Linked DNA regions of Homo sapiens: region 1 is linked to region 2. A link is a loop called in an ENCODE intact Hi-C map of the cell type or tissue named here. Cell type or tissue: mammary epithelial cell. All regions are shown on one strand. Each heading gives the region's core, and the rest is flanking DNA. Links, peaks and the distances in the headings are about the cores only. Region 1 overlaps FRMPD3 (FERM and PDZ domain containing 3). Region 2 has its middle 32 kb from the start of PRPS1.

Region 1 (11,776 bases), core at 2,622-10,621, 120 kb after region 2:
ATCTCAAAAACTTATTCCTCCTGTCTAACTGAGCCTTTGTATCCTTTGAACAGCATCTCCCCACTCCCTCCCAACCTTAGCCTCTAGTGATCACCATTCTATGCTCCACTTCTATGATTTTGACTTTTTTAGATTCCGCATGTAAGTGAGATCATGTGGTATTTGTCTTTCTGTGTCTGGCTTATAATAATTATTATTATTATTTCACTTAGGATAATGTCTTCCAAGTTCATCCATGTTGTAGCAAATGACAGGATTTACTTCTTCTTAAAGACTGAATAGTATTCCACTGTGTATTTATACCACATTTTCTTCATCCATTCATCTGTTGATGGCAGACACTTAGGTTGTTTCCCTATCTTGGCTATGGTGAATAGTGCTGCCACGAACATGGGAATGCAGATGGCTCTTTGGCATACTAATTTCAATTCCCTTGGATATATATCCACAAGTAGGATTGTGCGGGTTATATTTTTAATTTTTTTTTTTTTTTTTTCTGAGAAGGAGTCTTGCTCTGTCGCCCAGGCTAGAGTGCAGTGGTGCGATCTCGGCTCACTGCAACCTCTGTCTCCGCGGTTCAAGTGATTCCCCTGCCTCAGTCTCCCGAGTAGCTGGGATTACAGGCAGGCATCACCATGCCCAGCTAATTTTTGTATTTTTGGTAGAGACGGGGTTTCACCATGTTGGCCAGGCTGGTCTCGAACTACTGACCTCAAGTGATCCACCCACTTCGGCCTCCCAAAGTGCTGGGATACAGGTATGAGCCACGGCGCCCGGCCACTGGGGGAGGTTATTTTAGACAGGATGGTCAGGGAAGACCTCTCTGAGGATGAGACATTAAGCAGAAACTTAAGGAAGTGAGGGAGAGACAGCCACCAGGTTATCTGGAGAAAGGCTTCTGGGCAGAAACTACAGTAAAGGCCCTGAAGTGAATTGAGGTGTATGAAGAACAGCAAGGAAGGCCAAGGTGGCTGGAGTGGCGTGATGGAGGGGGAGCAAGAGGGGAGATGCTCAGAGAGGCAGCTGGGGGCTGGGTCATGTAGGACCTTGTAAACCACGGTGAGAACTTTGGATTTCACTCCACTAGAGGGATTTGATTGAACAGAGTCTGATGTGCATTTTAAAAGGAAGCCTCTGGTTGCTGTGTGGAAAACAGAGTGTAGAAGGGCAATGGCAAGAGCATGGAGACCAGTTGGGGGTCTCTAAGTACAATATTTGTAACTGCAATAATATGGTTAAAACATAATGGAGGCTTGGGCTAGGATGGTACTGATGGAGTTGAAAAGTGAATGAATTCTGGATATATTTTGAATACTGAATTAGGATGATATGTTGACTGATTGGATATGAGAGTGAGAAAAAGAGAGACTTCAACTGAAAGAATGGACTTGCCATTTACTGAGATGAAGAGGACTAGGGAGTGAATCAGGTTTGGGGCTACTTCAAACCACCACCCCTATGGGCCTTGCCATGGAGCCTGAGTCCTACAATCAGGAATTTCTTTGTGTTAAGGCCCTGAAGGTCCCTGCCAGCTGGGAATACGTTAAGCTATTATCTACCATTTACACTGCAGTTGAGATTCATTTACCCAATCAGCCACAGGAGGGCAGGGCCCTAAGATACACATCAGAAACAAACGTCCTCATTGTGTCTTGGGCCCTGGTCCCAGCTGGCTCTGTCAGAGCCAGCAATCTCATTCCCACAGAGGGGAGATTGCAAAAAACCACTTCTTTCACCTGAGTCCAGCAGGAACTCAGGCAGTGAGTGTCAGTCCTGGCTGCATAGTAGAAATGCTGGGAGGAGCTTTTAAAAATCCTGAAGCCCAGGGCCCACCACAGACCAATTACATCAGAATTCCTGGGGGTGAGGTCTGAGCATCAGTATTTTTTTCAAGCTTCTGATGATTTCCAAATGCAGCCAAGATTAAGAACCATTGAGCTAAAGGAACCTTAGACTTCTCATCCTGAGCCAAAGGGGCAATTTGTTGGCAGCAGACAATATAGCACAATGAAATCCAGAGCTGGAGATCACTGCAGAAAGTGATTACAGTATTGATTATACATGGAGTTGATAAATGCCTTTGTGTGTTGCACAGCCTGGTGCTCCAATCCTGAGCAGGGGCTGCAGGCTGAGGCAGAAGCAAGAGAAAGGGGCAAGATAGAAAGATCTGTAGCTATGCTCAGGCAGCTGTGTTTGATTCCATCTCCACAGTCATCCAAAGTTCCACCAAGGTGCCACAAACATGAGGCAAGTGGAATCTTTCTACCTGACAGTCACCTCTCTTCTCTGCCATCATCTGCCCTCAGATGCCTGCATGGCACAGTGTGTAGAACGAGGCATCTCTAGAGACCTGAATGGGCCATGCAGCTCAACCTTCATTTTTCACATGTGAAACAGAAGCCTGGGAAGAGGATATACTTTACCCAAAGTATTGAAATAATTGAGTAGCAGAGCCGAAACCAGAACCCAGGTTTCCTGAGCCTTTGCTTAGTGGTTGTTCCCCCACAGCAGGCTAAAGCTGGGAGTCCTTTCCTGATCTTTCATCCACTGGTTCTGGTTCTACCTTGGTGTTATGTAATGGACTCAAACAAATGAAGAACCCCAACTGGTATCCTTTTATGTATTCACCACAGTGAAGAGGGTGGCATCCTTGCTATCCCTACCAAAGATGCAAGATTAGATCCTGTCCTAGAGAGTTTCTGTTTGTACCACTGAAAACCAAAGATTCAGTTAATTATAGGCACAAACCACAAAGGAGGAAATGAAATTGCCAATATTTTCAGGGATTATAATCATTTCCAGGTGTCTGTTTCAGAGTTATTTTCAGCTTGTTTATACTTCAGTCCTCATTGACCCTTGTCCTGTTGGTCTCTAAGATTCCATCCTATTCTCAGTCTTCAGCCTTGATGCTGGTGACTCATTCATTGCCAGCTGGTCTGTGCTAGATGTCATGGAGTCACATCTAGCCTTATGCTCAGACACAGGTGAGGCCTGCTTTGCAGTGTGATATGAGGAGCCTCTCAGAGGCCTCCGTGTCCCAAAGCATCTTCAAAGCTCAGCTCTGGGGCTTGAAGTTCGTAATATTAGGGGCACTCCTTTGAATTACAATGTTGAGAATTGGGAAGGCCCGGGTCAAAATGTGAATGCGGTAGCAGGAAGGCATAATACACTTCAGGGGCCAGCAAATTACAGGCCTACATAGGCCAAATCTTGCTCACCACCTGTTTTTGTAAATAAAGCTTTACTGGAACACAGCCGTGATCTTCATTTATGTATTGCCTATGGCTGCTTTTGTGCTACCACATATGGCCTGCAAAGCCTAAAATACTTATTATATGGCCCTTCAGAGAAACAGTTTGCCAACCTCTGCACTAATTCATAACCATGCACTAACCAGCTGTTTTTAAAACGTGCCTGATGATAAGAATCACTGAGGAGTGCTTGTTAAAGCACAGATGCCTAGGCTCACACCAGATTTTAAAAGTTAGAATCTCTGGAAGAGTGGGGCCCAGAAATTGACATTGTTGAAGAGATCCCAATCCATTAAGCATAGATTAATTGAGCACCTTAAGGCTGGAATGTTTGAGCTCTTCACTGACCCTATTTTTTTCTCCAAGCAGCTGGGAATCTCACTTTGCAACAGGCACCCTTTCTGGCTAAAATGAATTTTGGCTTGAAACATGGGACTAGAATTGCTAAGTACCTCTGGGGCCACTGCAAGCTGCTTGAAGCAAATATGAAGCCAGCAGCTTGGTGGAATAAGGAATAGAAGAGAGTCTGCCTTTCCCTCAGTGCAGAATTCAGCAGCTGGTTATTTTTTGACCATTTTTTAAATTTGTTGTCTGTATTAGTACAGATGTCAGGGTTGTGATCACTCAAATCTTGACCAAAGTCAGATATAGGGCCAAATATTTTAGAACAAGATAGGGCCCCGCTTTGGTAACTGAAAAAAAACGAAACTCAGCTTCTTGAAGCTTTGACTGATTTGCCCTTCTGGCTACACTGCCTTTGACACCTGAGCCTACTTATAACCAATTCCTATAGCAACCACTGTGGGAGCCTAGGACAATGGAGGACCATCCTGGTTTCACCAGATCACTACTAGGGGAACCAGGGGGCCTTCCTTCCCACACTCAAGACTGCCTGGACATGAACATATCCTCTGCCTGACTTCCAAAGCCCGCCACAAACTACACCTGACTCTCTAACCACCTCTCTCCAAGATCACCTTTTGCTGCACTTGGTAGTTCTATCCACAGCTCCCTGCACACACTGGGCTTGTTATCATTCCTGGACCCACCTCACGCTGTTTCCTCCCTGTCCCCATCCTTCAGGGTCTAGAGTGTCCCTTTGACTAGCTAAATGCCATCACTTTACAGCTTAGTTCAAACTCTACCTTTATCCTCAATCCTTCCCCAACTCCTCAATTCCCCTTCTTGGATTTCCTATAGTACTCCTGTTAATCCACACTGCCATTGCTCACATCCCCAACCAGGCTGTATAAGCAGAGATGCCATTTTATGTTAATATGTCTCCCCCTAGTACCAAGCACATAGTAGACATGGCATAAAATATATTAGTTGATTGCTAAAATTAGTAATGAATTAGTTCATTAATTCAGCATATATGGTTGGAGTATCTACCATCTGACAAACACTATACGTCAGGAAGCTCTGTAGAAAACCAGTTTCTCTGAGGTGGTTCCCATTATTTTGGCTTTCTTTTTCTGGGCAGGTGGCTCCAAGCAGAAGGGATTCCAGTTCTTTAAGTACAGGCTGTTTTCAGAACCAGAAAACTGGGTTTCATTTGAAACAGATTGTCTGTACTTGCTTTATCAGGGTCATTCTTGGTCATAATCCGGTACTTTATCCGTTTAAAAATATTTACTGAGTGCCTACTGTGTGCCAAGGTCTAAAGATTTCAAGATTAATAAATATCCAGTCAGTCATGAGGACTAGTTGGTAATTCAAAGATTAAGGAATACCCTTAAGTACACAGAAGCTTATTAAGTGGCTATCTATGCAGTATGGTTTGAGGGGCCCTGGGAAAGAACTCCTGTGACCCCTCTCCCCAATTGTCTGCCATGCTATGAGTCACTCTTACAAGGAAAATGTCATCTGAGAGAGACTCCATATCAGAATCATTTGGTGAGCCTTTTCAAAAGACCAATACCAGGGCCTCATCTCCAGAGCTTCTAATTCAATGAGTCAGGGCAAGAGCCCAAGTATCAATATTTTCATGTTTTCTTTTTTTTTTTCTGTCTCTGCTGCTCGAATGAATCAGAAGTGACTATTAATAGTTTTCAGAGCTTCTCAGATGGTTATAATGGATAAACAGGGTCAAGAACCATTACCAGGCCAGGTGTGGTGGCTCACGCCTGTAATCCCAGTACTTTGGGAGGCCAAGGCGGGCAGATTACTTGAGGTCAGGGATTCGAGACCAGCCTGGCCAACATGGCGAAACATCGTCTCTACTAAAAATGCAAAAATTAGCCGGTGTAGTGGCACATGCCTGTAATTCCAGCTCCTCGGGGGCTGAGGCAGGAGAGTCACTTGAACCCAGGAGGTAAAGGTTGCAGTGAGCTGAGATGGCACCACTGCACTCCAGACTGGATAATAGAGTGAGACTCTATATATATAAAATAAAATTACCAGCCACAGTATGTAGGAGTAGGTATTAGGCCATTATCAGCCACATAATGTAGGAGCTATTAATAGAAGGAGACTTGCAGATTGTCTGGTCCAGTGGTTTTTTTTTTTTTTTTTTTTTTTTTAACAAATATAGATTCCTAGGCCACATCCTGGACCTATTAGGAGGTTGTCTTCTGGAAGTAGTGGTAATCAAACTTTAACATGACAAGAGTTCTGTAATAGGTAGCAGTCTCCTTGCACCCATGAGATGCCAAGTGCCTGCTGTGAACACAGTAGTATTTTCTGTGATGTAGGGGGTATAACATTAAACACATATTGGGGGTCTTCAAGAAGCTTTCAGTATAGCTAAAGAGAGAAGATCTGTCAATGGAGACTTGTTAAGGTGGTTACGTTCTATGACATTTCCATAAACACTGAATTAGTGAATACTGAACTGTTGCTCCAATATTTCACATAAATTATGGTGTTAAAATGTAAAAACAACTCATCCTAGTAGCTTCTATGTTCTTTATTTTACAAAGAGAAAATGAAGTTCAAAAGTGTTAAGTGACTTGCCTGAGGCCACTCCACTCACAGGTGCCAGAGTCAAGATTCAAACCCCGTCCAACTGGCCCCAGAACTGCAGTTTCTTTCTTGCACTACACTGCACTGCCCCCTATCGTCTTCATCCTCTGATTACCTCTGTATGAGATCTGACACAAGAAGGCAGAGCATCACCTTGTCCGACCTCGGCTGGGAACGTGTGCATGGGGTAAATCAAAATTTTCACACTCTGCACATGTCTGCAAATGACCAGGAAAGTGCCGTGATTATTGATTTTGGGGGTTATAAATAAATTTTTGGGAGTAGGCAAATTTGCAAATAGGGAATCTGCAAATAATGAGGATCGACTGCACATGTAGGTAAGGCTGACATTCAATTGGCATGCACTGGGATGGCCATACCAGTTGTAAAATACAGAGAGATTCTTTCACACTGATTGGTAAATAGGCACTGCCCTATGCTTCCTGGATGCCACCTGACCTCTCCCCCTGGACCTCCTTACAAACGTAGATCAACTACAGGGTTAACATCTGGCACAACTAGGAGGCCTTCAAGATTCTGCTCCGGTGTTATTACTGGCTTATATTTTGACTGGATTGGCTCCTACTGTACAGGTCATTAAATGTTTTGACAATTAGCCCCGTGTGTGTGTACTCGTCCACTTCTATGCTCCAAGGATTTAGAGAGCACAAGACTGAGAACTAGAATGTAAGCTCTGTGAGGGCAGGGACTATGTTTGTCCTGTGCACTGCTATATTCCCAGCCTAGAAGAGTGTCCAGAATAGTAGGTATTTAATAAATGCTTGATGAGTGAATGAAAAAATTAGGGAAATGCTCATTGAGATTAGTCAGGCAAAGCTGTTTGGAGAACATGAGTATCAAACAAGGTCTTAAAAGAAACAGACATGTATTAGAAGAGATGTGGAATAGCAAAAGGACAAAAGTCCACGGGGCAGTAAGACCTAAGAAGGAAATGTACCTAAGAAGGAGAAGGAAATCAGCCTGGCCGCAGCAAAGGGGCCATGGGTTGGGACCTGCAGAGTAAGCAGAACAGGGGGTAAGAAAATGTTGGAGGCACTGGGATGGGAAAGTCGAGATAGAGATTGGGGTGAGTGTTACGCCCTTTATTCTGCACCTAAGTTTGGACACTTGAGTTTTGTTTAGGTTGCTTTGTTGGCTAGAAACTGGGTTTCCTTCCTTCCGTCAACCAATATTTATTAGCACCTACTCTGTGCCAGGTGCTGGGGATACAGCAGTAACAAAACACAGTCTCTACCCTCATGGAGCTGACATTCTAATGAGGGACAGAGACAATAAACATGTAAATATAATATCTCATGGGAATGTAAAATGGCACCGCCACTTTGAAAAACAGTCTGGCAGTTTTTTAATAGGCTAAATATACACTTACTATTTGATCCAGCAATCGTACTCTTGGGCATTTATCTCAGAGAAATGAAAACTTATGCCCACAAAAATCCTGTACACAAATATTATAGCAGCTTTATTTGTAGTAGTTCAAAACTGGAAACAACCCAATGCCCTTCAACGGGTACATGATTAAACAAACTGGTACATCCACACCATGGAATACCATGGGTACTACTCAGCAATAAAACGGAACAAAATATTGATACATGCAACAAGTTGGATGAATCTCGAGGACATTTTGCTAAGAGGACATTTTGCTAAGTGAAGAAAGTCAATCCCCAAAGGTTACATATTATATAATTATATTTATATATTATTTTTGCTTGTTTTTTAGAGAAGTGGCCTCGCTCTATTGCCCAGGCTGGAGTACAGTGGTGCTATCATAGCTCAAAGCAGTCTCCAACACCTGGGCTCAAGCAATCCTCCTGCCTCAGCCTCTCAAGTAGCTGGGACTACAGGTGTGCCCTACCACACCTAGCTAAATTAAAAAGAAAATTTTTAGAGACGAGGTCTCATTCTATGTTGTTCAGGCTGATCTCAAATTCCTGACCTCAAGTGATCCTCCCATCTCAGCCTCCTAAGTAGCTGAAATTCCAGACAGGAGCCACAGTGCCTTGCTTCCATTTATATAATATTTTTGAAATAAAATTAGGGAAATGTAAAGTGGTTGACAGGGATTGGGTGTAGGCGGTGAAGTGAGTGTGGTTATAAAAGGACAACACGAGGAATCCTTTGGGTGACAGACTTGTCCAGTGATTTTTTTAAGTTTTAAATTTTTGTGAGTACATAGTAGATATATGTATGTCTAGGGCACATAAGATACTTTGACACAGGCATGCAACGTATAATAACAATATTATGGTAAATGGGGTATCTTTACTGTGTTGGTGGAGACATAAACCCACATGTGATAAATTCATATTGAATCATATACATACGTTGTGTCATTGTTGATTTCCTGGTTTTGCTATTGCACATAGTTTTTGTTCTGTTTTGCCTTTTTTTTTTTTTTTTTTGAGATGGAGTCTCGCTCTGTCACCCAGGCTGGAGTGCAGTGGTGCAATCTCAGCTCACTGCAACCTCTGCCTCCCAGGTTCAAATGATTCTCGTGCCTTAGCCTCCTTTGTAGCTGGGACTACAGGTGCGTTCCACCATCCCAGCCTAATTTTTTTTGTATTTTGTGTAGGGACAGGATTTCACCATGTTGGCCAGGCTGGTCTCGAACTCCTGGCCTCAAGTGATCAACCTGCCTCGGCCTCCCAAAGTGCTGGGATTACAGGTGTGAGCCACTGCACCCAGCCTATTGCACATAGTTATGTAAGATATAACCACTGGGAGAAACAGGGTAACAGTACATGGTATATCTCTGTACTATCGTTGCAACTTCTTGTGATCTACAATTATTTCAAAAGAAAAGTTAAAAAATATAATATTTCAGCTCTGATGAAAAAGTAAGCCATATCAGAAGATAGTGAAGGTAGATGCTATTTTAGAAAGGGTACTCAAGGAAGGCTTCTGCAAGGTGAGATTTGAGAAGAACTGACTAACAAAGTAAACCCACATTGGGTCTCTGATCGCAGTAGTAAATTCTAACCACACATCAAGCATGTTTTAGTGGGAGAACTGGTGGTCATTTTCAAGACAGGAGGTTGGGAGGTTGGGACTGACTGCCTACTGCCCACTAGGCAACTGCACACATGCAGCAAAGTGGTGGGGAGGGGACTATTGGTAACAACAATGGAGTGGTGGGGCTTGCCTGCCCAGAGACAAGAGAACTGGAACTGAGAAAGGCCTATCTGCCTGGGACCATTGTGTGTACATATGTGAGAGAGCACATGAGTGCGTGTATATGTGAGTAGTGTGTGTATATGTATGGGTATGAGTGGGTGAGTGTATGTGTGTGAGTGTACGTGTGAGGATATGTGTGAGTCTATTATGCATGAGGTTGTGAATGAATGTGTGAGTGTATTGTGTGTGTGTGTCAGTGTGTTTGTATATGTGTGTGAGTGTATGAGTGTGTGAGTGAAGTTCACACTGATGCAGAAGAGGTCTGGGAGCTGGGGGCCATGGGGAGAGGCAGTTAGTTTGAACCAAGATTGATTTGAATCTTGCTCTTGCCTGGTGAGCCCATGCTGTGCACCTGTGTTCCATCCCTCGCTGTGTCATCTCTCTATGGAAAATCTTGCCCCATCCCTCAAGGTCCAGCTCAGGTGCAGCCTCCTCCTTGAAGCCTTCCCTGATTTCATGTCCCTCACCCCCAACAGATGTGATCTCTCCTGTGGCTATATATTGAGGGTATGGCATCCATGCTGGGGTGCAGAGGACTGTTGTTGGGGACATTAATAAGGGGACAGGTAGGCTGGAGGTAGAGTGAGGGCTCTGAATTTTGCACATGGAAGTTGTGCACCTGGGTTTGTGCATTTAAGTTAAGATTGCTATAAGGGTACAACTAATAATGGACACTGAACTTTCTAAATCCAACTCTTGAGGAGAGGGGGCTAGAAATTTTTACTTTTAATAAGTAGTCCTGGCAACGATTATGATCAGGCATGTTTAGGTAACACTGTTATACTTTAAATCTCTCAATGTACAGATGATGAAACAGGTCCAGAATGGGGAACTGACTCATTCAAGGTCACACAGCCAGTTAAGTGACTGTACCAGGACAAAAATGAATCTGTTTGTCCAAGGGTACCCCCCAGCAAATTTATATTAAATTCTCTCACATATGGTGCTGTGTCTCATACATTGTAGGTAACTTATATGAATGAATAAGATTGGCACCTATCATCGTCCAGGACTTTATGAGAGTTCACATTGGACAGATACATTTTAATGGAGTACAGCCAAAAAGAAGTGGAAACTGTATTTGGAATTGAGGCAGTGGGCAGCTTAAGTGGGTAAAGAAGAAGGCACAGGACAGAACACAGCACAGCACAGCCCTTCAAAGTCCTCAGCTTTGGACATGAGCAGAGACATGCTGTTCAGAAGGTATTCTTTAAGTTCACTCCTAAATCCTTGGCTCATATGTTGGTTGTAGTCTCTGAACCCCCAACCCCATCACTGTTGCTTTCCAATATGGAAATGTCATCTCTTCTCAGTCAGGAGGAAGGGCAGATGGCAAAGAGGCTCACTCACCTGATGAGTGTGCAGAACTGTAAGAACGATGAATTCCTTAGCGCTCCTACAGAGAAAAGAGGGAATAGGAGAGTAGTGTATCATGCACTAGGTATTCATCTAGTACAAGAAGCAACACCAGAATCTTCCCCTGGCTTTATTCAGGTATATGGATTAGGATAGAGGGCAATCTGAGTGTCTGCATGGACACTTCACCTCCCATCATTTGTGGAGGCTGACACAAACCATCCATATTAATTCACACAGGTATCCGAAGATGGTATAATCATTACCTCTGGGGTTGTCATTTTTTAGGTCTTCTTTTCATATTCCTTCTCACATACTCTCTGTAGAAATCTCCAAACCTTAGTAGCAATTTTATCTGTAGACTACAAAATTCTCAAGGAAAACTAAAAGCCTGCATTATGGAACTCAAAATCAGAGAGTCCTGGGAACCACGTACAATGATTATTGGTAATTTGGTATTTAAGTGAGAAGAGAAATTCAAAGGAAAAACCCAAAGGAGGTCATTTGGTCACCATGACTCATACTCATCAGATTTGTTTTAATTGAGGGACCAAAAAAGAGAGCCAGGGAGCAACAGATGGAAGCCAAAACTCTCCAGATAGCAAATATTCAAAAGAATGAAGAATATGAAACTCTTCTGGCAAGAATTATGCCAGTGATCAAACAGGCTGTGAAGTATGAAAATTCTCTCCCAGGAATACATAATCTTTTAAAAGAACTAAAAGAAATGGAAATAGTTTGCCCTGAAGGAGCTTCCCCTCTCCTTATTGGCCCTTTTCAAATGTTTATGTGAACAAAGTCATTTAAGAAGTAGAGTCAAGCTGCCCTTGATTCTGGATATTCAAGAAATGCCAAGGCCCGCAGCTCAAGAACTTTGAACATCTCCCACATTTGGTGAGGCAAATTACAGGGATTAATCAGCCCCAGGGTTTGGGAAGTTACCAGAAGTAAAGAGTTATTCTCCAGGAAAAATACTAAAGAAAATCCTTTATCTTGAACAGGGAAGG
Region 2 (11,776 bases), core at 1,909-9,908:
CAAAATTAATCACTCAAGTTTTAAAAGAAAATGTAGGGCCAGGTGTAGTGGTTGCACACCTGTAATCCCAGCACTTTGGGAGGCCAAGGTGGGCAGATTGCTTGAGCTCAGGAGCTGGACACCAGCTTAGGCAACATGGCAAAACCCTGTCTCTACAAAAAATACAAAAATTAGCTGGGCATGGTGGCATGCACCTGTAGTCTCAGCTACTTGGGAGGCTGAGGGGGGCGGATCACTTGGGCCCAGGAGATCGAAGCTGCCAACATCACCATTGTACTCCAGCTTGGGTGACAGACCCTGTATTTAAAAAAAAATGTGCATTATAACACCATTTGTATAAAATTTTTAAAACCTCAGAAATTGGGCCAGGAGTGGTGGCTCACGCCTGTAACCCCAGCACTTTGGGAGGCCAAAGCGGGTGGATCATTTGAAGCCAGGGGTTTGAGACTAGCCTGGTCAACATAGCCAAACTATCTTTAGTAAAAATACAACAATTAGCTGGGTGTGGTGGTGCACTCCTGTAGTCCCAGCTACCCTGGAGGCTGAGGCACAAGAATCGCTTGAACCCAGGAGGTGGAGGTTGCAGTGAGCTGAGATCACATCACTGCACTCCAGCCTGAGTGACAGAGTGAGACCTTGTCTCAAAAAACAAAAACAAAACAGAAATAATGGATGCCAAAAAAATCTCAGAAATCAATATTATATTTATGGATATATACTATGTAGTAAAGGTATGAAACCATACCATAGGAAGGACCCTCACCAACTACCAACTTGAGGATAATGGTTGCCAATGGGGAGGGTAAAAGGGGAATGGATGGGGAGAATGCTAATCGTGTTTGCAATGTTTTCTTTCTTCTTTTTTTAAAAAAGGATCTAGGTCAAGACCAGCCTGGCCAACATGATGAAAGCTCGTCTCTACTAAAAATACACACACACACAAAAAACAAAAACAAAAAACTAGCCACGCGTGGTGGTGGGCGCCTGTAATCCCAGCTACCCGGGAGGCTGAGGCAGAGAATTGCTTGAACCTGGGAGGCGGAGATTGCAGTGAGCTGAGATCGCGCCATTGCACTCCAGCCTGGGCGACACAGCGAGACTCTGTCTCCAAAAAAAAAAAAAAAAAAAAAAGATCTAGGGTAAATATGACAAAAAGTGAACATCTGTTAAATCTGGGTTGTGACTTCATAAAGTGCTTATTATGATGGTGCCAACCTCACTGGGATGTTGTGAAGAATGAGATAATCAATCTAAAGTGCTTTGAACAGGCCGGGCATGGTGGCTCACGCCTGTAATCCCAGCACTGTAATGGTCTCAAAATAAGTAAATAAGTGCTTTGAACAGGACTGGTACATATAGACCCAGTAAGTATGAATCATTAGAATCAGCTGTTATTGTTTCTATACTTTGTTTCAAGGGTTTCTGAATCAAACATATTTAAAACCAAAAATAGCAACTCCATGTAAAAAGGCCACTATTAACTGCTGAGCACGTTCAGCTCAGATAGGACTATCAGGAAAACAGTAAAATGACATTTATTACGAGTCACTTGATCTAACTGCAGTGAGAAATGGACAATGCTGCAGAGGCATCAAAAGGAAATGCAGGCGGGGCACCATGGCTCACACCTGTAGTCCCAGATATTCTGGAGGCTGAGGTGGGAGAATTGCTAGAGCCCAGGAGGTTAAGGCTATAGTGTGCTATGACCACAACTGTGAACAGCCACTGCACTGCAGCTTGGACAACATAGAGACAACCCTCTTAGTTTTAGTTTTTTTTGTTTTGTTTTGTTTTGTTTTTTAAAAAAAAAGGCCAGGCATGATGGGTCACGCCTGTAATTTCAGCACTTTGGGAGGCCGGGGCCAGTGGATCACTTGAGGCCAGGAGTACGAGACCAGCCTGGGCAACATGGTGAAACCCGGTCTCTACTAAAAATACAAAAATTAGCCCGGCATGGTGGCGCATGCCTGTAATCCCAGCTACTTGGGAGACTGAGGGAGGAGAACTGGTTGAATCTGGGAGGTGGAGGTTGCAATGAGCTGAGATTGTGCCATCGCACTCCAGCCTGGGCGACAGAGCTATACTCCATCTCAAAAAAGAAAAAAAAAGCATGGTCCAGGGAACAGACAGGACTTGCTTGATGTTGCCTAGCCACTCAGTGGCAGGTGGGGGAACAGACAGAACTTGCGTGCCCTAATTTTTCTGTAGGGCCTTCATGCTTTTTTCACGACCACTCTGCCTTCCTGGCCCTTCAGACTCTAAGCTCTTCACCTTGGAAACAAGGTTAGCTGCCCTGGGATGCTGCTCCCTTCAAAAGAATTCATCTCCTCTATGCAATACATCATCTCATCAGCCTCCACAGGAGTTTTTTTTTTTTGAGACGGAGTCTCACTCTCACCCAGGCTGGAGTGCAGTGGCGTGATCTCAGCTCACTGCAAACTCTGCCTCCCAGGTTCAAGCAATTCTCCTGCCTCAGCCTCCTGAGTAGTTGGGATTACAGGTGTGCACCACCATGCCTGGCTAATTTTTGTATTTTCAGTAGAGATGGGGTTTCACCATGTTGGCCAGGCTGGTCTCCAACTCTTGGCCTCAAGTTGATCCACCCGCCTTGGCCTCCCAAAGTGTAGGGATTACAGGCGTGAGCCATCACGCCTGGCCCCTGGAGTTTTGCCCAGGTTGGTCCAGAGAGGTAGCCTTCTTTTATGATGGCTCTGCTCTAGCAGCATGCATTACTGAACCTTGGAAAGACAGAGAACAGTCCTAATATGTAGCCAAGGGCCTGAGTTTTCAGTCCTAGAATGATCAAAGCAAGCATCTGATGGCTACACATGATGCATATGGAGGTGAGGATGTGGGCCGGGGGGTGGGGGGTGGGGGCATTGCAAGCAGTAGCGGACCTGCAAGGCCCAAGAGCAATGAGGGGCCAGATAGGACAAAAGGTTGAAGGGGAGAGTAGTTGCCAGACAGGCCAGCGGGGAGCACCAGGAAGCCGCTGAGAGGATACGATGGGGGTTAAGAGAGGGTGGGTGGAGACTGAAGGTAGTGAGCTGCTGAGCCAGGCAGTTATTTAATTACTCCAACTTTGCCTTTTTTCAGAAGTGATTTCAGGTAGCTTGCCAGGGCACACAAGGTATGTCAAGGCAGCATAAATTAAAGATAGAAAAGCAGGGGAGGGTGGACACAAAATACGGCCAAGCATCAGGCTACAGATACATACCATAAAAACCTCTGCTCCCACAAAGGGTGGGCCAAAAAGTTGGCTCTAACTAAAGCTTTCTAGCAGCCAACAGGGAAGGGGAAACCTTGTTGTTATACAATTCACAATGTCCAGGAGATAAAAACAAACGAATCGCTCAGAAGGGCAAGTGTTTTCAGTACTAAGATCAGACAGGAATTCCTCCCGGGGGTCCTCAGAGACGATACTGTGGGATACAATGAACAACATCCTTGACAACATCCTTTCAATAGCGGTAGCAACAAGTTTCAAAGGGCTGTTTTTCATAAGGACCCTCAGGATCAACTGCCTGTATCCCACCGCAGCCAGGCAATTAGGAGCTAAAAATAGCATGTGAAGATACAGAGCAGTGTGTCTAGTATGTTCACATTGGAGGGAAATGAGAGGGTTATATATAGGTATGCATATGCATGGAACTCCTCTGGAAGAATACATTGGTAACAGTGGTTGCCTCTAGGGAGAGGAAGTGGAGGACTGTGCCCTGGGATAGGAGAGAGACTTCCTTTTCATCGTATACAATTTTATACTGCCTGGATTTTTGTTAACCATGGCTTATTTTTTCAATAAAAGCATTGGTTACTAAAATAATAATGGCATTCAGGGATCAGAAGGTCAGCTGGATTTTCTCTCTGAGCCACAGCCAGGCTGAGGATGTCTAAAGTTATCCTTGATGTTTCAGGAAAGAAGGAAAGTAACATTTATTGAGCAACTCCTGGATGCTAAGGGGCTTTCATTGACATGATCTTATTTAATCCACACAATAAGGTGCCTCGTAGACAATCAGCTCAGTTTGCCTGGAGCACACACATGAATTACACTGTTTAGTTTTCTTCCTGCAATTGGCATTTAAAAGAAATGAGCAATTAGGAAGAAAACAAGCAGCTATGGGGAATTAAAGAAAGCAGTTGTCAATGGGAGGGACTACCCATGAACTACCCACTCAGCTCAGCCTCTTCAACTTACTTTTCCCCCATCTCCTTGTCTGGGCTAATGGTGTTCAGACTGACAATCTTATGGTGGCCAGACCTCAGTCAGAAAATCAAGATTCACCCACAGTCAGGGCAGCCCGATCAAAACCAGGATGCACAGGTGAATTTGAATCTCAGAAAAAGAACGTTTTGGTATATGTCCCCAGTGTTGCATAGCTTTGTGACCATCTGGTGGCAGTGAAAATCCCAGCTCTGTACTGGCCTTTTCTGAAACCTGGTGGGAGATTGGAAATACCTTCTTGTAACCTGGCTTCCCACTTGGCCCTTGCTGACATGGGTGGGGTGGGGCCAGTTGGCTTTGTGGTGTTTGGTTATTGTCTAAAGGTTTTATGTCTTGATAGGCTGCCTCTTGCCTGGTCCTTTCCCTAGAGAGAGCCAGATTTTGTTAGGGCTTTTTTTGTGTGTACCCACTGGAGTTTCTGGGTAGCCAGTCTCTCTAGAACCCAGTCTGGGATATGTGAGGCAAAAAGAAAACCCGGGGAACTCACTGCCTCAGGTCCTGAGGTCTCTACTGGATCTGCCTTCTCTCCATCTTTCGGAGTCTTATGGTTCAATATATAATGTCCAGACCTGTTATCTGACATCCTATATTTTTATTTTCTTTAAAAAAAAAATTTTTTTTTGAGACTGAGTCTCACTCTGTTGCCCAGGCTGGTGTGCAGTGGCGTGATCTCAGCTCACTGCAACCTCTGCCTCCCAGGTTCAAGTGATTCTCCTGCCTCAGCCTCCTGAGTAGCTGGGATTATAGGTGTCTGCCACTATGCCCAGCTAATTTTTTTTTTTTGAGACAGAGTTTCGCTCGTTGCCCAGGCTGGAGTGCAATGGCGTGATCTCGGCTCACTGCAACCTCTGCCTCCCAGGTTCAAGCGATTCTCCTGCCTCAGCCTCCCAAGTAGCTGGGATTACAGGGATGCACCACCATGCCCGGCTAATTTCTTTTTTGTATTTTTAGTAGAGACAGGGTTTCTCCACGTTGGTCAGGCTGGTCTCAAACTCCCGATGTTAGGTGATCTGCCCGCCTTGGCCTCCCAAAGTGCTGGGATTACAGGCGTGAGCCACCGCGCCAGGCCCATGCCCAGCTAATTTTTGTATTCTTAGTAGAGACGGGGCTTCACTATGTTGGTTGGCCAGGCTGGTCTCGAACTCCTGACCTCAAGTGATCTGCCTGCCTCAGCCTCCCAAAGTGCTGGGATTACAGGCGTCAGCCACTGCACTCGGCCTTTTTTTTAATTTTTGTTTTTTTGAGATGGAGTCATGCTCTGTCACCCAGGCTGGAGTGCAGTCGTGCGATCTCAGCTCACTGCAACTTCTGCTGCCCAAGTTCAAGTGATTCTCCCGGCTCAGCCTCCTGAGTAGCTGGGATTACAGGCATGTGCCACCATGCCTGGCTAATTTTTGTATTTTTAATAGAGATGGGGTTTCGTCATGTTGGCCAGGCTGGTCTCAAACTCCTGACCTCAATTGATCCGCCCACCTCAGCCTCCCAAAGTGTTGGGATTACAGGCGTGAGCCACCGCGTCTGGCCTGTATTTTTATTTTCTAAATCTGGCAACTCTATCCAGGATCCCTATTACCAGCTGAGGGAGCAAAGAGGATTTGGGAATTTTGGATGAATTTTCGACCACAAAGGGTGGAACAGCAAGAAGCTTCTGCTCAACCCCTATTAACTCAGGAAATCCAGGGTTTTTTTTAGGGAATTAAGCTGACTGGCCAATTTTCTTGCCTATTTATGTTAATCAAAGTTTTGCTGTGCTTCTAGAACCTTGGCAAACTTTCCTTCCCATATATTTGCCAGTGACATTGAGTTTGTGCTAATGAGGCCCTCTGCTGTCTGCAGAGAGAAGGGCAATTTCATAAATCTAGAGGCTGTAGCAAATTTCTCTGCAGAGGAACAAGGTGGATCAGGAGTTCATAAATTACATTCAATTATGAGAGTAGCTGATCCCAAAACTTTGTGGAACTGTAATGCCCTAGATCTGTTTAATTTCAAGATACTGTATCCTCACAGAAATGTGACATAGTTTGAAAATGAAGGTTATGTCAAACTGTATTTGGACATTTGGTGACAAGCTCTCCCAGGAACCCCCAAATTGGGGTACTGGGAGCCATCTCGGGACTTCACTGAGGCAGCCTGGGCATAGCAGTCAGTGGCATTTGCCAAAGGGAAGAAAGGGCTCACAGAGGCCGAGCTAGGATGTGCACCTGTGCTAGCCCAGAGCCCTCCAGGGCCCTTACTCCACCATACTGAGAGGGAAGTAGAATAGTGTTCAAACTATGGGGCCAAGTGAACCTCAACCCGTAGAGAGGGGCTGGCTTTCCCATCATCATTGCTTTCTGCTCCATCCAGGCCTTTGCTGATGGAGTCCTGAGTAGGGGCACAAAGGGAGGCAGAGAGAGGTGGTGGGAGCTGTCACACCGCATACTCCCAGGAAGTACTGAGAAGGACACCACCCACAGTACAGCCACTCTCCTCCTTGGAGCTTTTCCTTCCCTCCCTTCAACCCAGGAGAACAAACTTACAAAAAGTACTTACTCCCTAGTCCTCCCCTGAAGGGAGGAAGGAAGGGAACTAACACTTACTGAGTGCCAGGAACCTTATCAGGTAATTTACATAATTTATATCATTTAGTGTTCACAGTAGCCTTAATAATAATAATAAGGATAGTAACACTTACCCTTGTTTGAGGGCTGGCTTATATGCCAAGCACCGCTGTTCACTTCATCCTTCACCACGTAATTCCTCCCTCTCTTCATCTCTCTCTCTCTGCTTTTCTTTGTTCCTACTTCCTTCTTTTCTTTCTCCTTCCTTCCTTTCTCCTTTTTTCCCTCCCTCCCTCCTTCCTTTCTCCTTCCTTCCTTCCGTTCTTTCCTTCTTTCCTTCTCTCCTTCCTTCTTTCCTTCCTTCTCTCCTTTCTCTTTCCTTCTCTCTTTCCTTTCTCTTCCTTCTCTTTCCTTCTTTCTCTTTCCTTTCCCTCCCTCCCTCTCTCCCTTCCTTCCTTCCCTTCCTTCCTTCCTTCCTTCCTTCCTCAGGGTCTCACTCCGTTGCCCAGGCTGAAGTGCAGTGGCATGATCATGGCTCACTGCGGCCTTGAGCTCCTAGGCTCAAGCAATCCTCCCACCTTAGCCTCCTGAGTAGCTGGGACTAACTAACATGTGCACCACCTTGCCTGGATAATTAAAAATATATATTTTGTAGAGACAGGCTCTTACTATGTTGCCCAAGCTGGTCTCAAACTCCTGGCCTCAAGCAATTCTCCTGCCTCGGTCTCCCAAAGAGCTAGGATTACAAGCCTGAGCCACCATGCCCAGCCTGAGTTGTTTCTCCTAAACCTCACAACATCATGCCGAGGTCAGTGCTGTTATTACCTTGTTATAGATCATACAGCCAAGAAGTTATAGAGCTGGGATTTGAAATCAGGTTCAACTCCAAATCCCATACTCTTAACCACTACATTGCACTTCTGGGAATTAATGTAATTCAAATTTGAATCAAGGTCTGTGAAGAACTTTCTAACCTAAGGTGCCTAGGTGAGGAAGTCAGACAGATGTGCAAGAACCCATATGCACACACACAGTCTGGAAAGAACTTTGAGCCAGAGTGGGTCTCAAGCTGTCAGTGCCCACTGCTAAGCAGGCCAGGTAAACGCCTCCAGGCAATGATTACTCTTGTGTGTAGTAAAGTAGTGGCTGGAAGAGGACAAGAGGGGACTTCTGGTTTTTTATCTGGATGACAGGTATGTTCAGTGTCTGAAAATTCATTGAGCTATAATTTTTTTTTCTTTTGAGATAGGGTCTTGCTCTGTCACCAAGGCTGTAGTGCAGTATCATGATCTCAGCTCACTGCAGCCTCAACCTCCTGGGCTCAAGCAATCCTCCCAGCTCAGCCTCCTAAGTAGCTGGGACCATAGGCACATGTCACCACACCTGGCTAATTTTTTAAGATTTTTTGTAGAGATGGGGTTTCACTATGTTGTCCAAGCTGGTCTTGAACTCCTGGGCTCAAGCGATCCTCCCGCCTCAGCCTCCCAAAATGCTGGGATTATAGGCATGAGCCACCGCACCCAGCTTAGCTATAAATGTAAGCATTGTGCACTTTCTGCTTTTTTAAAGGCATGTAACATTCTAGGAAGATAAAGTAGTTCCTTGTGGTGAGTTCCTTGGGTTTTCACTTTTTTTTCTTTTTTGGGTGTGCTTTTTGCCTCCTATATCCCTGACTTGGAGCTGAAGAAGCTGACAACATGGAAATGCCAATGGGTTTAGACCAAAACAAAGTCTTCTCTCTCAGCAAAGGACCAGAAAAAGGGCAGCCTAGAAAGAACGTTTTAAATGCTGATCACTCCATTGTAGCTACACGCCACAAGGAAAATTGTGTCCCGCCCCGCACCAGCAAAGCCTGAGTGGAGAGCAGGGACTTCATGTAACGAGACACCCACCTGCAGCCCCTGCTGGGGTAGGTGTCAGAGAAGTCCAAGTAGGAAGCTGGGACTTTCTTCCCCGCTGAATGGTAACAATATCCTGCCTCCAGTGGTGTCTGTGGAGACCACGTGGAGAGGCTGGACTTCCACCCCTACTAGGCTGTAATAAGGCAAGCCTCCCCTTCCTTGCTGGGGTGGTGTCAGAAGATATAGAGGAATGTTGATTTGACCACCACCTAGCAGTAAGAAGATCACCAGATTATGGGTGAGGCTTCTTACACATATCTCCCAAATTTTCTGTGATGCTGTTGTAAAATATCTATAATTGTTAAAAGACCCATTTTTTTTTCCTTTAGACTCTAAAGTTTAGAGTCTTTTTTTAAAGAAGGAGACATGGTCTCATTGTGTTGCCCAGGCTAGATTTGAACTCCTGGGCTCAAGCAATCCTTCCATCTTAGCCTCCCAAGTAGCTGGGATTACAGGCACTAGAGCCTTCTTTGTTGGCTTCTATTTTTCTCCTTTAGATATCTCATAACCCAAATTTATATCTTCTGCATTTAATACACTTAATTTCTTCACTGTTCCCTAGCTTTCCTTCCATTCCATAACCTCTCCCACTGTGTCCTTGTCCTCTTAAGACAAACACCCAGGATATTTAAGGCTGGCCTAGTTTACAGCCCCGTTGCTTCAGCTTCTTGACTATCTGAAGATGGCATTTGGGCAAAAATGTATTGATGATCAAAACCTCTACTAGCTACAATGGCTGCCTGTTCAGTCCTCCTGGTGAGGTCCCTCAGGCACCTTAAACTTAGCAGTTCCTAAACTTCAGCCTCATCTCCTGTGCTGCTCAGTACCAGCATCCATCAGTCACTCAGGCCAGAAAAATGTAAGTTGTCCTTGACTCCTCCCTCTCTTCCAATCCCTACATTGAAATATCACCAACTTCTGTTGAATTTTCCTCCAAAATATATTGTAAATTGTTCTTCTGTCCCACCAGCACTTTTCTCACCTCAGCCACCTTCCTCTCCCACTTGGGCAACGCACAGCTTCCTAACCAAACTCCTTCCTCTACATTTGCCCCTTCCCAACCCATTCTTCACATTACTGCCAGTCTATTTTAAAATCAAAATCTCATCCTGTTGATGCCCTGTTTAAAATGCTCAATGGCTCCTCTTCACTCCTAGGATAAAATTCAAACTCCCTAGTGTGTCTTACAATTAGGGTTCCTGTATAATTTACTACCAAAATCAGGACCCTTTTGAGAGTGAAGGGGGTTGCTGGTAATAAGTATGCAGGGACAATAGACATATGTACACTCTCCTTATACAGTCCCTTATGATCTAGTCTCACCAGCCCACCCCTCATCACAGCTCTTCATCCTACCCGAAAATACACACACACACACCCCCCCCCCACACACACACACACCCACACACACACACACGCCACTTCCTTTGGGGTGTCCAGGTAAACGTGCTATTCTGCCTGCCTGAAACACCCTTCTCTTCACTCGCTCTTTGGCCAACTTCCAGTCAACTACTTCAAAAGTCAAAGTATTTTTCTCCAGGAAGTCTTTCCTGACTCCCAAGGCTGGCTTGGGTGCCCCCCCGCAACCCCCACACTCCCATAGCATTTTGTTCTTCCCTCATCATAGTACTTATCACACCACATTGTAATTACCCATTTCCCTATCTGTTTCTTCCTCTACATCAAGTGCATCTCAGCGTCAAGGACCACGTTAGGCCGCTTCTGCATTCCTAGCGTCTAGCACAGTGCTTGGTGTGTGAAAATGCACTGAGCTATGCCCTTAGGGCGTGCACACATTCCTGTCTGCTGAATGAGTGTGGACTGGGCACGGTGTTGTCCCGTGGTTGCGGAGGACATACAGGGGAAGAGGGGGCCAGGAGGACCGACAGGTGCCACTCCTTCCACTGCTGCCACTCCTTCCACTGCTGGAGCCCCCAGTCCTGTTGCCCTGGGTGCCCCTTCCCTCCATCCTCTCTGCTAGGCGCCCCCTAGTGGCAGATGGACAGCAGTGACAGGCCCTGTGAACCAGGTGGCGGCGGCAGGAAAGGAAGCGAGTGTGTGCGCGTGGAGGGGGAGGGGGTGTCCTCAGCCAGGAGGCAGCTGTGCAGCCAGTCCTAGGGAAAGCTGGGATGAGGCTTTAGCCAGGGAAGCCCGCCCGTCACCGTGCTCCTTCTCTGCCTCACTGCAGCCCCTCCCACACCACAAAGTCCCCGCCCATTGTTATCATTAGAGGCTCTACCCCAAGAACTTTGAGGGCGATGACTAAAATTGGGCTGTGTGGCTCCAGGCTGCTTACAAGCGGGAAAATCTCTGCTCAGCATATTACCCAGGAGGAATGGATTGGTCAGACCTGGCTGGCCTGTTTTGTTTTATATTCAAACCCTGAATCAGAGCCACACCATGAGTGAGCTCATGGCAACTCTATGGGTGAAGCAACAAGAACCCAGCCGCAGCAGTTAGTGGACACGCCAGAGGGGGGAGGGGTGGGGACTTGGCTAAGAAGATAAAATCTTGAGCCAGTCAGAAAACAACAACAAAAAACACAATGGGGCTGAGGGAATAAGGCCTATTGTCACCCTGTACAGTTTCAGCTATTTTTGCTTCAAAATGAGCTTCCCCTTATTTTTTATAGTTGGCAGCTGAGCTATTGGAGGAATGAATATATTGGGGAAGAAAAGCTCAGGAAAGGGGAAGGATGGGGAGAGAAGTCTGACTGTCAGTGGAGAGTCTCTGGTTTTCCTTAGGGCACGGGGTGGGGGGACAGTAGACCAAGGAGTGGGCATACAGTAGCCCATGAGCAGTGAGGACTAGGGAAGGAGGAGCCACACCCACATGGGCAGGTTTCTGAGTCTCAGGCTCATTCCTGCCTCAGCCTCCCAAAGTGCTGGGATTACAGGTGTGAGCCACCGCACCCACACACTATTTTATTTATTTATTTCCTGGCTCCTAGAACTGAACACTTATTTTAAAAAATAACTTTATAGGACGGGCACGGTGGCTCACGCCTGTAATCCCAGCACTTTGGGAGGCTGAGGCAGGTGGATCACTTGAGGTCAGGAGTTCAAGACGAGCCTGACCAACATGGTGAATCCCCATCTCTACTAAAAATA

The links. A loop is a pair of places that touch in the nucleus more often than their neighbours do. Peaks named below come from ENCODE experiments on the same cell type or tissue, not always from the same donor. Only the 100,000 strongest peaks of a DNase experiment are listed, where the experiment ranks them.
Region 1: a loop joins it to region 2, with 5 times the contacts of the local background. A loop is called at or near these places in 11 of 110 quality-filtered maps.

Annotation. Positions count from the first base shown.
Region 1 is chrX:107,532,538-107,544,313 of GRCh38, reverse strand. FRMPD3 (FERM and PDZ domain containing 3) reads right to left here. Exons shown (of 15, transcript NM_001388459.1): 4 at 10,764-10,809. All of the region lies in intron 1 of FRMPD3-AS1 (FRMPD3 antisense RNA 1), which reads left to right. Among named protein-coding and RNA genes, the nearest start is that of FRMPD3-AS1, 7.4 kb to the left of the region's middle. In mammary epithelial cell, for the core only: a CTCF peak has its summit at 6,299; no DNase peak of the experiment used is centred there; H3K27me3 peaks cover 504 bases.
Region 2 is chrX:107,654,199-107,665,974 of GRCh38, reverse strand. No RefSeq gene overlaps it. Among named protein-coding and RNA genes, the nearest start is that of PRPS1, 32 kb to the right of the region's middle. RefSeq lists an enhancer at 10,562-10,856. In mammary epithelial cell, for the core only: a CTCF peak has its summit at 6,045; no DNase peak of the experiment used is centred there.